Linked DNA regions of Mus musculus: region 2 is linked to region 1. A link is a loop called in an ENCODE intact Hi-C map of the cell type or tissue named here. Cell type or tissue: left cerebral cortex. All regions are shown on one strand. Links, peaks and the distances in the headings refer to the core of each region. The heading gives the core; the rest is flanking DNA.

Region 1 (8,008 bases), core at 1,003-6,002:
GAGATAGCTCAATTGATAACGTGCTTGTCTCTCAAACATGAAGATTTGAGCTTCACCCCCAGAATCCATGCAAAACAAAACAACACCAACAACAAAAAACAGCTGAGCGTGCACATTTGTAATCTAAGTGTTGGAGAGGTAACACGGGGGAATCCCTCAGGCTTAGCTGCTGGCTAGTCAGCTTAGTGGTATCTGCAAGCTCCAAGCTGAGTAACAAATTGTAACTCAGCTTGGTGGGTAGTATAATGAGGAACACTATTTGAGATTGATTTCTAGACCACAGACACATACTTGTACACACACATACACACACACACACACACACACACGCACACACACATGCACAAATGCACACACATGTACACAAAAATGCACACACATACATGCACATGCATATGTGCACATGCACTTACACACAAACGCACACAAGCATGTACACACACACACACACACACACCTGCACATAAAAATGTATACATAAAACATAGTTCCCAATCTATAAAGAAGAAAGAGAAAGAAAATTATTAGAAGGTTTAATGAAGTAGCCAGTCCATACAGAAGGAACTAATGTTCTTCATCTTCAACCAAATTCTCAGCTCATGAAAGTCATACCTAAATACATATTTGACTACTTATGTGCTGATAATGGAGAGAGAGTTGTTTCCAATCGATTATTATCTAGTGCACTGGTTCTCAACCTCCCTAATGTTGCAACTATTTAATACAGTTCCTTGTGTGGTGGTGTCCACCCCCCCCCAATCATTTTTTTGCTACTTCGTAACTGCAATTTTGCTACTGTAGTGAATCAAAATGTAAATATTTTTGGAGATAGAAGTTTGTTAGAGGGGTCATGATTCACATCCTGAGAACCACTGATTTACTGAAGTCCTTACAACAGTTGTAAATGGTAGGTACTGGACTTAGCCTGTGTACAGATGAAACTGAAGCACGGGGAGGCCAAATCAATATCTCAAGGCCAGAGACGTAAATCCCAGCTCTGTGGCTCCCAGAACTCCACTCTCTGAACCACAAGGCTTGCCTCCTTTATGAAGCTGTACAGTGCTATAGCTTATTGCCTCTATGGTGACTGAGAGGCATTCTAAACTTTCTGTTTAAATATTTATGCAGAATATAGATATGCACCCTGAGACTTTACAATGGGCATAGTCTCATAGCTTCCTCAGACATAACTCAAAGGGACTATAAATTTCAAGTTTTAGAAGTAGGGGGAGATGCCATTTGTCTGCATGTTTTCATCTCAAAGCATGTATGTTTAGGAAAGTTCTAGAAGTCCACCCTCATAAATTGGTGCTCACAGTACTTGTCCATGTCTGCTTGCTTGGAAGTGCTCAGACTGTGAGAGGGTTCCCTGTGGACATGATCCAGCTCTTCATCTAGGTTAAATGATTTGTTCAGTGTCTGACAAATGGCTAAAGGGATGGGTGGGATGACAGGCCTCAGTTCTCATTTCTGGGCTCTTCCGATTATTTTTCTGTCTTAAGGCCAGAGAGAGAGATAGCAATAATCTTTAATAGAGCGATAGAATTTCAAAGAACCCAGAATCTGACGGCTCTAATTCCAGGGGATATTTCTTTCCCTGAGATAGGCTTTAAATATTTTACAGACTTTCTTTTTTTTTTTTTTTTTTTTTTTTTTTTTTTTGAGCTTACCACAAATAGGTCTCTGGATGCTTTGAAATGTTTCATTTGTAAGAGAGAAAAAGAGATAAAAAAAACCTAACTAAAGAGACAGTGACGAGGAAGACAAAATGAGTCACGTGGGAGACGAAATCTGCCTTAGGAGTTTGCAACAGATAACTTTTTCTGACCTCAGCTGGAGGATACCTCCTCCAGCACAAAATTATTAGCTTTTCTTCCTCTTTAAAGAATGTCTCTTTCACTTACTAGCTCAGAGCAGATCAGGTGACAATAAAGGCAACTAGGGAGTTTAAATAATAATAAAAAATCTCTTTCCCCTCTTCTGGGTTGCAAAGCCTTCAGTTCTGAGTTGGCCAGTGCTGCAAGCTGCCTTGGTCCACAGAGGCCCCACACAGTGCATGTAGTGCACGGAGCCTGTCAGGCACCACAGCCCGGGTGTGGGAAAGTATGCCGAAAACTCAGGGAAGGCAGCCCACATGCTGAACACTTGATCTTCTTTGGCTGGGGAGCCAGCTACAAGATCCTGGGTTCCATCACTGAAATTTATTAATGTAAGGGGAAAATAATGACTTAATTGTAAGCTGGTGATCTCATCCCAATACCATGTTTTAATCGTTTCTAAAGAAAGCTGCCTTTTTTCTGTCCCTGCCAACTTGCAAATGAAACAGATGACATTGGAACATGATTATATTCATTAGCAATTATTCCACGAAAACAAGGAGGAGTTGACGTTACCCTTCACATAACCCAGATAACCAAAGCTGCAGTGCAATCTTGGGCCAAATGTCAACTTATGTTATACTGTGTGGGGAGCACGGCCAGCTCTGGCTATGTGTGTCGGAGTGCTCCCCCCCTTCAGTGAAACCCTGGTTCATCCTCAGAGACTGAAAAATGCACACAATAAAGGTACCTTGGCTTTGAGTCACAGAAATTCTGTTAGAACCTTTGAAGGATATTTCTCTGGTTCAACTCTGAAATTCTCAACTGCTTGAGAAACTAGGTCATGCAGAGGCAGTCTGAGGGCCAGTGCATGAGCACTGGTTAGGAGCCGACACCTGTTGCCTCCTATCTGGGGTGTGTATGAGCACTCGTGTGAGACTCAAGGCATGGAAGTATGTGCTGGATATCAAGATGCTCCCTAGGTATCTTGTCTGGGCAGAAGTATTAATGAAGGTTGGTTTTTGCAATTAGGATGAAGTATAAAAAAAGCACTCAGAGTAATAACATTTGTGTGTGTGTATATGGGCTGTGCTTGTGTATGTATGTATACGAGTGTGTGTGTGTGTGTGTGTGTGTGAGGCTGTTTGTGAATACATGTTGAATTCATCACTTTTCTATTTCTGTAATGTACCATGTCTAAGGCTACACAAGAAGAAGGGTTTCTTTGGGTTTCCAAAAGATCACTGTCCATCACTGTGGTAGGTGGGAAGTGTGGCAGGCAAATATTGAAACTGGAGGAGCAAGCTGAGAGCACACATCTTGAGCAGCAGGCATCAGAAGCAGAGAGCTTAGTGGGAGTAGCACATGGCTCTTGAAACCTCAAAGCCTAACCACAATGACATATGTCCTTCAACAAGACTATAGGTCCTAAACCTACTCCAATAGCACCACCAACTGGAGACGGAGTATTCAAATGCCCAAGACTTTGGTGTGTGTGTGTGGGGTATGTCATTTAAACCTCTCTCTCTCTCTCTCTCTCTCTCTCTCTTTCTCTCTCTCTCTCTGTGTGTGTGTGTGTGTGTGTGTGTGTGTGTGTGTGTGTGTGTGTGTGTTCATTTCATGTGGAGGCCAGAGGACAACTTTAGGAAATGTTCCTCAATACTATCTACCTGGTTGTTTCTCACTAGCTAGAAGCTGCCAACTCATGGCAGAACGAACACTGGACTGAATCCATGTGAGAGAGCCAGTTTTCACTGCTACTCCCTCTGGCAAGACCTAGAAAGCTATGCTACAGTGAAAGTGTCTTGGGATAATATACTCCTGGCAGGACCACACTGGGGATGCTACCATTTGCTTTAGGAAATGCCAACACACCCAGTTCTTTAACTCTCACGGCTCCCTAGAGAGGAAACCTACACTTTTTGCTTAGGATTGGCAAGTCCAAGGCTTGATGCAAAGCTCACTTAATCAGGTCCTGATGATAAGAGCTGCCACAAGCACAAATTATTGTCCTCATTCCAACTCAGGTTGGAATAGAATTGACATTAATGAACTTTATTAAAAGGTGGGAACCTTAACAATGGATAATGGGCTTTCGTGGATATTATCAAAGCATGCTGATATAATGTTATGACACTGTTAAAGAAAGGTGAGTTCGGTCCAATGTGTTCCTCTCTCCCGTCCTTCCTGCCTTCTGAAGGGTGAGGATCCAGGCTTTGTTCCTGCTGGAGGATGTGAAAAGCACCAAGTTGGAGGGAAAGAACAGATTCTCTAGACACAAACCTTATGGCAGACTCCTCAGCCCCAAGAACTATAAGCCAATCAGCTTACATCCTTTAAAAGTTATGAGATCTGTGATTCTGCCTTTTAGCAGCTCACAATAGACTGAGACACATGCATGCGTAAGTCTTATGTCCCTAGTTGAAGCAGCCACATGGCATGACAAACTCATAGGCCAGTCAACTACTTGGCAACTGCAGATTTGTAGCTTTTGTCTCTGCTTCCACCTGACCACGATCCTCTCCGGCTTCCTGTAATCTGCCTACTGATTTGGTTATAGAATGACAATATTTCCCAGAGTGAATGTAAAAATATTTTTGATCAGACTTATTGACTTCTTGCTACCACTCTGGTATGTAGGCAGAGTTCACAATGGAGGTATGGTAGTTGCTCTCTTCAGCCATGGCAAGGTTTCTGACATACATGACTTGGAGGAAATAGTCGTTTCGGCTTATGGTCTCAGAGGTTTCAGTCCATGGTGGGCTGGCTCCATTGTGGTGGGCATTTGGCGAGGCAGAGCATCCATCCCAGCAAGAATGTAGGGATAAGCTCTCCTGCACTGTGTGACAGCATCACCTGTCAATTAACAGCCAAGGGCAGGAAGTAAAAGGCAGAACTTCCATGCATAGAGAGAGAGGGTCTCAGGTGGGGACCAGGAGAGTCACCACTGGCACATAGATGAAGAAGGATGCCCAGGAAGAGACGAAGATGGCAGGCAACGGGCCGTGTGTGTGGAAAGTAGGCCAGACCAGCATTGTTGGGTGAGAATAGCTGAATATTTACCCAGCTGCAGTGCCTGAAGATTTTAATAAATATAAATGTTTCTGTGTCATTATTCAGAACAAGGGTGGGCATGGAAAAGCCCCTACTTTTACACAAAAAGAGAATGTGGACTAAAGTTGTTCGCCTTATGGCAGCCAGGAAGCAGAGAGACAGAATGACGGGGCAGGGTAAGGGAAACAGGAAAGAAGGGAGAGAGGGAGGAGGATGAGAGACAGAGACAGAGACAGAGGCAGGAAAGGAGCAAGAAAGAAACGTGGAACTTCAGACAGGTATACCATCCAAAGGTCTGCTTCTGCTAATCAGACCCTGCTTGCCAATAGTTTGTTCATCTAAGGTGTTCTCAGGGAAAATCTATTGGTTGGTTAGTGTTCTCATGATCAATACACCGCTTGCTAGTATCACCAGTTGGGAGACCATGCCTTCAACCATGATTCCTTGGGAGACATTTTAGAGACAAACTACAACAAGAAAATGTGTAGAGTTGTGATAAGGGGGTGGAGTGGATGTGTTAAACAAATAATTTATTGAGGATCCACTGTATGTCTGGGATACTTTTCTTGTTTTGAAAATACACCAAGCAAAACTTCCAAACATCCCTTCTCTTACAGACTTCTTCCTGTATTAGGAATGGGGTGGGTACGATACAATGACCCAAATCATTGGAAACTTTCGTATGATCTTTGATCGGCAACAAGTACTGTAGGGTAACAACAGATAGAAACAAGGAATGTGGAGTTTTGAGATGGGAAGATGATGAGTAAAACTCCAAAAGAGGCCATAAGGTGAAGCTCAGTGAAACATGAAATATTCGAACAAAACCTGAAGAAATTAGAGTAGGCAGAAGCCACCTAGGGTAGAACATTCTAGGCATGGAGTCAAGCACAGCTCTGAGCTCCAGTCACCTTGGCACCCCATTTTATCACATACCGTTCTCATAGTAGGTTACTAACAGCATCCACTGGAATTGTGCTGTGAGCTGTGTGTAGGGGAAGACATGACCAACTTGTCACAAGACAGGGACATTCTAGGAGCCACAAGGAGGCTATAGAGAGTCTGAAGTAGAGGGGCAGGCATGACAGGTTCCTTCTACTAGCTACATATGAGGAATACCAGCTAGTACCACTGCTGTCTTTACTCATAAAAACATGCTCTAAAATGAATGTACTGAGTCTGTCCTCTTCAGATGTAATTCTTAACGACTGAGCTTCGTGAAGAACGGAAACAAGCCATATGTCTTTGCATAGCAAGTTTTCAGCCCTTTCACTCCCATTGGATTAAAAATGTTTACCCTAACCCATATCTTTTAGAATGTGAATTGGCCCTGTGATCAGCAAATGGTGTATTTTGTTTTAGAGGATAAGAACAGAAATGGATGATTGAAATTCCTAATAAATCATGGATTTACATGCTAAGGGCCTAGTTGTTATTTCCACACCCTAAGCAGAACTCACAGACTGCATTTGGTATACGATAACAAGTAATTTAGTGTGTGTTAATATGTATCAAAACCACATAGAGTGATTGAGATGTATGACGGAACAAACGATAATATTACCTGAAAATTGCATTGAAATATCAAGTTATAAGTGTTGACTTTTGCTCTTGCTGGGTCGTCTCCAGAGTAGCTATGCACCAGTAACCCTCTACCTGATTTTATGTTGTCCTCATTTGAATTGTGTGAAAACGCAGACAAGAACTTTGTTCAGCAAGCTAATTGGCCAGAGACCCCTGTTCTTGAATTGTTCTTTTAGAGCAAACATGTATCATTGGCTCATGGGCTTTCTGTGTGTGGATTCTACTGCTTACACCCAGTTCCTATAGCTGGACCACCAGTGCAGAGGAGGAGGGCATGGGGCATGCCTATTCTAGAACTCAGCAGCAGAGCCTGATTTCCTTATGAACTGACCCTTGAAGGAGGTTGGTCAGGTGCTGCTTGTATTCAAATGCTAAATTTTGTACCCAAGACCTGGTTGCTCCATGGTGAGGAGATCGCCATGTAGACCTCCATCTTTGTTGTATAAAACTTGCCCTTCAAGTTATTCCTCATTGGTTAATAAAGATGTCTATAGCCTGGGCTGGGCAGAACACAGGGGGAAGAGCCAAGTTCTCAGGCTTGGGGTCTGAGGCAAGCAGGGACCAGGAGAAGGGAAGAGAGGACACTGAAAGAAGAAGCCACCATGGATTGAGAGTACGTGGCCATGAAGGCCCAGCCTGTGGGAACAGGAGCTGCCCATATGGGACAGGGCAAATGATATTTCTGGGTTATCCACAAGGAAGTAGACGAAACTTCAAGAGGGTGGATATCTGCTCAGCTCTACTGCTTTTAAGGCTTATTATAAATATAAAGGGACATGTCTTTTATTTGGGAACTAAATGATCTAAGGTGGGGTAGAACCCCCTCAAATAATATTTACTGCAACGGATCCTGGTTGCTCCATATTTCAAACTGGCTTTTCTCTGTGTTTTACAAGAATTAAATAAAAAGTGTAAATTCTGCATCTTGCTCTGGTCTGTGTACCTTAGTTTGGTCTGGTCCTCTGACCCTGGATAGCCTGGGATAGTTTCCTGCTTCCTGGAATTTTTTTGTCAACACCCTTTCTGTGTGAGTACAAAGCTCCAGGGGCTGTGGCATTTCCAACTATCCCCATGCTTGCTTCCTTTATGAGTCCCGTGGTCATCGTGAATCGTGAACAGGAAGAAGTTAGCTTAAGACATGAAGAGGACTTTAACCTACATGGCCATCTTTTGACATTTCCATTTATTGCGAGTGACAATTCAAAGCTTGGCTGACTTTATTACCTATAAACATAACAAAGAGGTTCTAGAGACAACACACAACTAATCAAGTGGGGAGAAATGGAAGAGCATTTGGGCTTGGTAGGAGAGCTTGGTGTAGAGCCAACAGTATCCCATGTCTTCACGTACTATTATTTTCTGCACACAATTACTAGAAACATGTTTATACTGGTCCCTTTGACTAAGTGGAATGAAATATAAGGAGGTGTGGGCCTGACTCATCATAATACGGGAGCCAACCATATGGCCCCCGAGATATGTTATTACTGCTTGGAAATTACTGAGTTTATGTACAATTTAGACCAGGCACAGACACACATTTTCAAAATTAC
Region 2 (8,008 bases), core at 1,966-6,965, 130 kb before region 1:
TTATAAACCAGACACAGTTATAGTGCAGGTATCCAGGCATGTTGTGTGTCAACTTTCACAAGTTAGAGTTGTCTGAAAGGGAAACTCAGCTGAGAAGATGCCTCCATAAGATCCATCTGTAAGGCATTTTCTTCATTTGTGATTGACAGAGGAAGGCCCAGCCCACTGTGGGTGGTGCCATCCCTGGGCTGGTAGTCCTAAGTTCTATAGAAAGCAGGCTGAGCTACCTAGAGGGAAGGAGCAAGCCAGTAAAGTGCACCCCTCCGTGGTCTCTGCATCGGCTCCTGCCTTTAGTTCCTGCCCTTTTTGAGTTCTTGCCCTAAATTCCTGTGATGATCAACTGTGATGTCCCTTCACAAGTTGCTTTTTGGTTATGGTGTTTCATTACAGCAATAGAAATCCTAAGACAGCATGTCTATAAATTCTAACTGCCCAGGACACCAAAGTAGGATTACCAAATCAAGGCCAGCCTGGGCTGAGAATATAACTAACCCTATCGGAGGAGGAGGGGGAGGGGGAGGGGGAAGAGGAGGAGGAGGGGGAGGGGGAAGAGGAGGAGGAGGAAGAGGAAGAGGAAGAGGAGGAAGAGGAAGAGGAGGAAGAAGAGGGTATGGAGAAGGAGGAGAAAGAGAAGAAGGAAGAGGAAGGAGGAACAAGAGGAAGAAGAGGAGAAAGAGGAGAGAGGAGGAGAAGAAGGAAAAGAAGAGGAGAAGGAAGTGGAGGAGGAGCTAGTAAGACAACTGAGTGGGTAAGGAGCCACCAAGCCGGACAACACAAGTCAGTCCCTGGAACCAACATAGAAGCAAAGAAGTGATCCCTGTAAGCTGCTCCCTGCACAGCACACAGCACACACACACACACACACACACACACACACACACACACACACACACAGAGTTAGTGAAGGTATTCACAAAGGTCTATCCTGGGGAACACAGTGGATTGGGCAATGCCCGGGATTAGATTATCTCCCTTTCTGGATCACTAGGTTTTGCCCCTGTCCTGTGGATTACATACAGCTGTTCATATCCACCCCCAGCTCACTAAGAGAACTCAATAAGGGAAGAGACATGGAAGCCTTACCAAGCCTAATGCGCTTTTTAAAATGTCACTTCGGTAATTATCAGCATGGCAGTTAGTATAGCCTCCTCCACTCCAGTTCCCTGCAGCAAATAAAATGCCCTGAGGCTGAGACACGCAGAGAATCCTAAGGATGCAGAATGTATCACTAGGTAATTATAACATCACTGACATGTAAAAAATTCATCAAAAACATTAAATAGTAAAATTTCTCTTAAGTTATAAAGAAAGATTTAATCTCCACAAGCCAAGTGCCTGCCTCCAACTAAGCATTCAGATAAAGTATAGAAATGGACAGAGATAGAGATCAAAGGAATAGCTTAGAGAAGAGAAGCCCAGAACCAAGGAGAAAGGGCAAACACAAACAAATACACCCTTTGAAATCACAGATGGAAATCCGACTTCCTCTGGGCATCTTTGTTAAGAGAGCCCCCGCACATATTAGAAAAATAACTCTCACCCCCACAAACAAATCCAGATGTTCACGAATATTCATGACGTGCTTCCAATTTGGTCTGGACTTGTCCTTGATTTATTTTTGATTAAGTTCCTCTGGCTTCTGGCGGATCTCTGAGATAAATGGCGGGGCTGTGGCACAAATTTAGAGCATCTTCATATTTTAAGTAATTGCAGAAAGTCTCTCAAACTACCCCTTATAAATGAATAATTTATTCACAGGCTGTGGAATGCCAAGGATAGAATCCTGACTCTGAACTCTAATTTTACTGCTAAAGGTATTAAATTAAATCTCCACTTGTAATATAGGGCCTGACATTTAGGGACAGATCAAGGAGGCGGGGATGTTTCTTTGATGAGTGATGCAGGGCATAGTAAAGAAAAGGTAAGACTCGAGGGGTAAAGCTCTGTGAGGCGTTGGTAGGATGGGGGATGGAGTGTTGTCCCTGAAATACACCACATTAGCATATAGTTTCTTCTTACCAGATACCACATACATGGTTGAAAAGCAGACCCAACCAATGACACAAAACGAACTTCATCAACACTTCACTATCTTGCTTTCCTCTTCTTAAAGCTGGTTGTAGAGGTGCATGTCTCTAACCCCAGCATTCAGGACGCTCAAAACTTCAAAGGTAGCCTGCAAATACCAAGCCAGTCAAAGCTACGTAGAAAGACCCTGTCTCAAAAGGCCTAAGTGGATGAATGCATAAATAAATTCAAACCTTGAAACTTCCAAACTAAATGAAAAAGACCAACTGCAAATCAAAACACCCTGCCGAAATGGGTACAGTAATCTGAAAAGAGGTTTTCGAAACATGGCCAACCAAAAACCAAAGTATGTGCTAATGAGGCTAAGCAGTGTCTCACTGAAATAGCATTTGCAAGGGACATACAAGGCTTGAGGTTAAAACCCCACCCAGCATATAAATGATTAATAAATTAATGCATAGGTAGGTGTGTGTGTGTGTGTGTGTGTGTGTATGTGTGTGCGATTCAGACCTGGGACAAACAGTTGAGGTGCATATTTAACATACCAAAGTGGACCTGGCCTCCAGGTCCTCCCAGCATCCCTCAGTCCCTAGCTGGCACACAGGCAGGGCCTCTACCCTGAACTTTCCAGCCCAGGGGCTGGGCTTCCCCTCCACAAGAAGCTATTTTTCTGTGTAATCCAGACGTTTTGGGGCTTTCTCTCTCCCTGTGTGAGCTTTTCCTCTCTTTCTCTTCCCCCTCGACTCTGTCTCCCTGCCCACAGTGACTTCCCTGGCCTGGTTCCTTGGGACCAGTGAACCCACCTGAGAGTGGCTTCCCAATAAACCTGCCTTTATATATCCTAATCTGGCTTGAACTGGCTCATTTCATGAGTGGAGAATAATTTATCTTTTTTTTTTTTTCCTGCCAGAGCTGAGGGAGGACATCAGTCTAAAATGTGGATCTGTGGACCAAAGAAGTCGAGGACAGCTATGATATCCTCTGCAAAGCTCACAGCCCAGCCCCAGGTGACCAGCAAGCTAGATTCTCTATAGACCTGTCTGTGCCCCCACTCCAGATACTAACTTTCCCCATGCTCCAAGCGAGACCCTGGAAGAGAGGTGGGCTACTATCATGTCTATGCCATAGTTCTCACATCTGACCTCAGACTGTCTCATCAAATGGTCTCATCCAATGACATCACAGACATAGCTTGGAAACTCCTCCTTTTGACTGCCTAAACGCGCACACACACACACACACACACACATTCACCGCCGTGACAAATTATCTGAGAAAACAACTTTGAAAAAACAAGAAGAAAAGACAAATTTTGGCTCACAGTTTGAGAGGCCACGATGGCTCCACTCTCTACTGCTTCAGGACCTGCTATAAATGGTGAGCCTGCTCCACACTGCAGGGCACATGTGACAGGCATGATGACAGAAGGCAAAGAGCAGAACAAGGAAGGGAACAGCTTTTGCTCTTCTAAGCCACAAACCCCAGAAACCCACCTCCTCCAACAGGTCCCACCTCGAGTCGTCCCCCCCCCAAACCCCAAAAGTGTCTATAAATTATGACTTCATCAACTGGTCCCTTCCAAACGCCCCACCCCTTTACAGCCAAGCCAGTTAAGAAGAAGCCCTCGGGACCACACTCATTCCTTCAAATTGTGTTTCATTCCGAGACCAAACTACCTCTAGAGGGTTACAAATTAAACTTTTTTTTTTTAATAGCCTGTAATTAGCTCATTATTAGCACTGTAATCTTCCATGTTTTTTTAAAGTGTTTAATAAATGTAAACCTTTAGATCACACTACAATTTTGCCCAGTTGGTTTTAATAGTCCAGGGTTCCAAAAGAAACACTAGCCTGGCCTTTACTGGAAAGGACAGGCAATATCGCCACGTGCCTCCTGCCCCAGGGAAGTGAGTGCTCATTTATTTATCCACAGATCTTTCCCTTGAGTTTCTAGGCTTTTCTCTCCCCAGCTGATGTGAATTTTATTAGCATTCGGGAAGTCTCTCAGACCTACATAAGTAGAAACAACAAATTGTTCCCCTTTTGACATTTGTTCACACTTAAATATTTTTATTCTCTCTCTCTCTCTCTCTCTCTCTCTCTCTCTCTCTCTCTCTCTCTCTCTCTCCCTCTGTGTGTGTGTGTGTGTGTGTGTGTGTGTGTGTGTGTGTGTGTGCCGTGCACATGGGGAACGGGCAGAGTCTCAGGTAGCTAGTTTCCTATGTTGTTTATTTTTGAGGCAGGGTCTCTCACTGAACCTGAAGCTCACCGACTGGCTAGAGCAACTGGCTAGTGGGCTCCAGGGATGCACTTGTCTTCAACAACTGCCAGCATCAGGATTGTAGACAGACACAAAGCACAATTGCAGCTTTCACATGAACCCCGGGGGTCTGAACCGAGGCCATCCTGCTTGAGAGGCAGGCACAGTATAGGCTACTGAGTCATCTCCTCAGCCGGGTGTTTATATTTTAAACAGAAGACAGTTCAGGGCCTTCTGTTCTTGGTGTCTTTTATCAACTCAAACTAAAACCGGTCACTTCTGATCACTTGTGAGCAAAACGACGAGGCTGCTGAGGTATTTTTGAAAACTCTGCAGGCCTCACACCACACACAGGTGTCTGTGACTGCACAAGCAAAGACCACCAAGGAAAAGACAGAAGCCCGCAAATGCATTGTTGGAATGGCAAAGCCCTTCTCGTTAAAGCAGAGGTGCCGTAGGCCAAGATCAAACCCAGCACCAAGAGATCTGTTTACGGTGACATTCGTGCCGTGCAATGCACAAAAACTGCTGACAAAATTGGGACCTGCCATGGGAACACAAATGTGACTTTGTCTGAGAGGAGCCAGAGCAGGGGGCAGTGTTACCATCTGGCTTAAGATATAAATAATGCCTCAGTGTGTTTTGACATCGAGTGTGCGAATCCCCCAGCAGAACGGACTTCAGACTCCAGTCTCCGGCCCACGGATTCCGATTGCAATCTGCTAGTCAACAGTGGCCCAGAGCTAGGGAATAATGGAAGCTAACACAAGGCAAAACAACAAAACAAACGCCCTTCAGAGCAGCCAGCTTCAGAGGGCGGGGGCTCCAGAGGAGTCATTCAGGAGTGTGTAACAAGGTTGTCGGAGTTTTGTCTGATGAAAACCAGAACAGGAACAGTAAAGATTCAGAGGTCCCTCATTCTCAGTTCTGCAAGCCTTCCCTAGCGATACTGGGACCCTGCAGATTAACCTAGATGACTTCACTTTCTCTATACTTTCTAGAATATTCAGAAGCCACGGTGTGCAGAAACTATGCTTTCCACGGGCTTTGCTGTCTGTATAGAAGAACGATCAAAAACCATAACAAAAAGTCCCACAGAGGGGTCTGTGTGAAGCTATGCCAAACAAGAACAAGTTCATCCTTGTGAGCGCCCGACTTGCCAGCAAGAACGATGCCACAATAGGATCTGCACACGTTTAAGAGACCCCAAGCCCAGAACTGGTGCTGCTTATATAGGCCTAGGAGAGGTGTGTCTCACACCCGGATTGGTTATGCATGGGTTATGCTTACCACCTCATTTGCATGCCTACATCTGATTGGTTAACTTGTCTCTCATCTGATTGGTTAACTCTCAAAACCTCATCTCGGCAAAAAAACTTTACTGCCTATGTATGCGTGGTGGCCAACGGTAACCAGCACCACCCTGCAACGGGCACATGTGGCTTCCCACACATCCTGGCCCGGTTGGTCAATGGGGGTCAAAAGAGAAAAACGGTTGTTTTTCATTGCCTAACAGACAAATCAGAAGAGCATCTGCTCAATCTCTTTCTGTATTTGATAACCCAAGGTCCCACGAAGAGCATCACAACCCTGTCCCCATATCAGTCAGTCCTTGCTTTCCACTACCGGGAATATTCATGCTCTTCAATGGACTCTCAGCTTTTGGCCTTCACCCAAACTATGACCTTGACCTCTACCTCGGGTTATTTAACATTATGCTCACCTCCTATGTTTAAAAAAAAGAAGCCTCCCAAGTTCTTTGTACTTGGGAAGCCCAGGCGTCACTTCCACGCTGCTTCCAAACTTCCCTCCTGAGCCAGCGACCTCGTCTGCATTTCTGTCACCTCCAAACTGTCTGTTAGCGTCTCCTGTGCCTAGCACGCTCTGAGCTCTTATTTGGGTAGAGAGAATATCTTTACTTGGCATCTCTGGAAGCACTCAAATGCCAACCAAGTGTAGGCTCTATGCTCACTAAATATTTTCAATTGATTCCATACATAAACAATCTCAAAAATGGGAATCAGGATGTGTGTGTGTGTGTGTGTGTGTGTGTGTTCACTTAGAGAACTGAGTGTGGGCTTGCATTTTGCCTTAAAAGAGTCATACCAGCACTGTCAGAGGAGGGAGTAAAGACGAGATCAGTGTACAGGATGCTGGAAGGGCCAAGGATGGGTGTCATGCACAGGAAACTCATTGTCATTACTGTTTATGTGTGTTTGAAATTTCCCCCAAACAAAAAGCTAAAATCCCACATGATATTAATGAAGTGTCAATAATGGAAACTCTTCCCCACTCCTGCAGGCATGTTTGAACTTGGACGAGGAAGAAGGAAAAGAAACAAACAGTTCCAAGTCACTGAGGGTGACCTCCAGCTTGTTTCCCTTACTCCTCTTAACTAGGAGACAGCTATAGAGAGGGAATCTGAGGCTTGGTGATGAGAAAGTGAAGCAGACAGAATTTAAACCTGGGTTCAACTCCCCAGTCCTCCTGCCTCAACTTCCTAAGTGCTAGGACTACAGATGTATACCACCAGATTTGCTTTTATTGCTGTTATATTACTTAAGAGTTGTATTTGGGAAGATGATCTTACTACAACTTAACCTTAAAAAAAAAAAAATGAAATTATTCAACGCCAGAAATAGCAACTATAACCGAGAAGCATTCCACACATCGAGACCAGTGGCTCTGATGCTCCCCTGTACCAGTGCTCTATCATTACTTATGTTTCTACTCTCCAAAGATCTGGGGAAGTCTCTACCTGGCTCCTTTCTTGTGTACACACATCACCATGATAACAATCTGGCAGAATCTCCAGGCCAGGCTTTAGCTACCAACAAACACCATCAACTGCAGGTCAGCACAGGTGGAGACTCCTGTATCAGCTCTATACCCTATCAAGGACCACACAAACTTGTCTTCTGCAAAAATCCAAACTGTCTAAACCTCAAAGACACCAAGGAAGCTGATGCTGCCAGTAATAAGAGGCCGCTGCCACCACCGCCGATGCCGCCGATGCCACCGACGCCTCGAGCGTGTCCTTTTTCCTGGCCAGGGTGCCACTTTGACAGATGTCAGACTTAGCATCACTAGAGATGAGCCCATTATGGACTTGGAACGATGCTGCCACTTCTGATTGCATCTTCCCCCAGCCCAAAATAATCACATGGTGCTCAGGAGGTGCCAAATGTGTGGAAATATGGGCCTCTTCCCCACAGCTCACAAACACTAATGCCCTTATCCTCAGTAGAAGCCATGGCTGCTGTCCAAACACACTGTCCCTTTAAGGCCTATTTGGTACTAAGTAAAAAATGTTCCCCATCAATATGAGAATCAGAACTCCTGTGTGTACTGTGGAGGTCCTACCTGTCTGTACTCTCTGTTTCCTTCCTCACCACTGGCCCCAAGGACCTGCTACCAAATGTATTCTACTCGGGTCCTTGAGAAACGGCTTACCATCTAGTCCAGAAAGTTGATTCCACCATAATTATCAAAACCTTTTGTTTTTTTCAGGGCTAAGTCAATCATCTCTGTAGTGAAGTCATCCTTGTGGTTGGTTTGTCCTCCAGCTAACATGTAATTAGCTCTTAGGGACAATACAGGGTCCTCACCCCTGACTAAGAGAATGAAATATCAATATCTAAATACCTTTCTACGGGATATTTGTTCTCAATTCTCAAAAATTTACCCAAAAGATTTAGAATAAATTCATAATATGATTTAG

Evidence for each region. A loop is a pair of places that touch in the nucleus more often than their neighbours do. Peaks named below come from ENCODE experiments on the same cell type or tissue, not always from the same donor. Only the 100,000 strongest peaks of a DNase experiment are listed, where the experiment ranks them.
Region 2: a loop joins it to region 1, with 2.0 times the contacts of the local background. A loop is called at or near these places in 3 of 42 quality-filtered maps.

The regions. Positions count from the first base shown.
Region 1 is chr10:8,970,909-8,978,916 of GRCm38, forward strand. No RefSeq gene overlaps it. Among named protein-coding and RNA genes, the nearest start is that of Gm51794, 34 kb to the right of the region's middle. In left cerebral cortex, for the core only: a CTCF peak has its summit at 3,262; DNase peaks (open chromatin) are centred at 2,066, 3,249 and 3,573; H3K27ac peaks cover 343 bases.
Region 2 is chr10:8,838,995-8,847,002 of GRCm38, forward strand. The region is part of intron 2 of Sash1 (SAM and SH3 domain containing 1); the gene reads right to left. Among named protein-coding and RNA genes, the nearest start is that of Gm25410, 19 kb to the left of the region's middle. In left cerebral cortex, for the core only: no CTCF peak of the experiment used is centred there; a DNase peak (open chromatin) is centred at 4,943.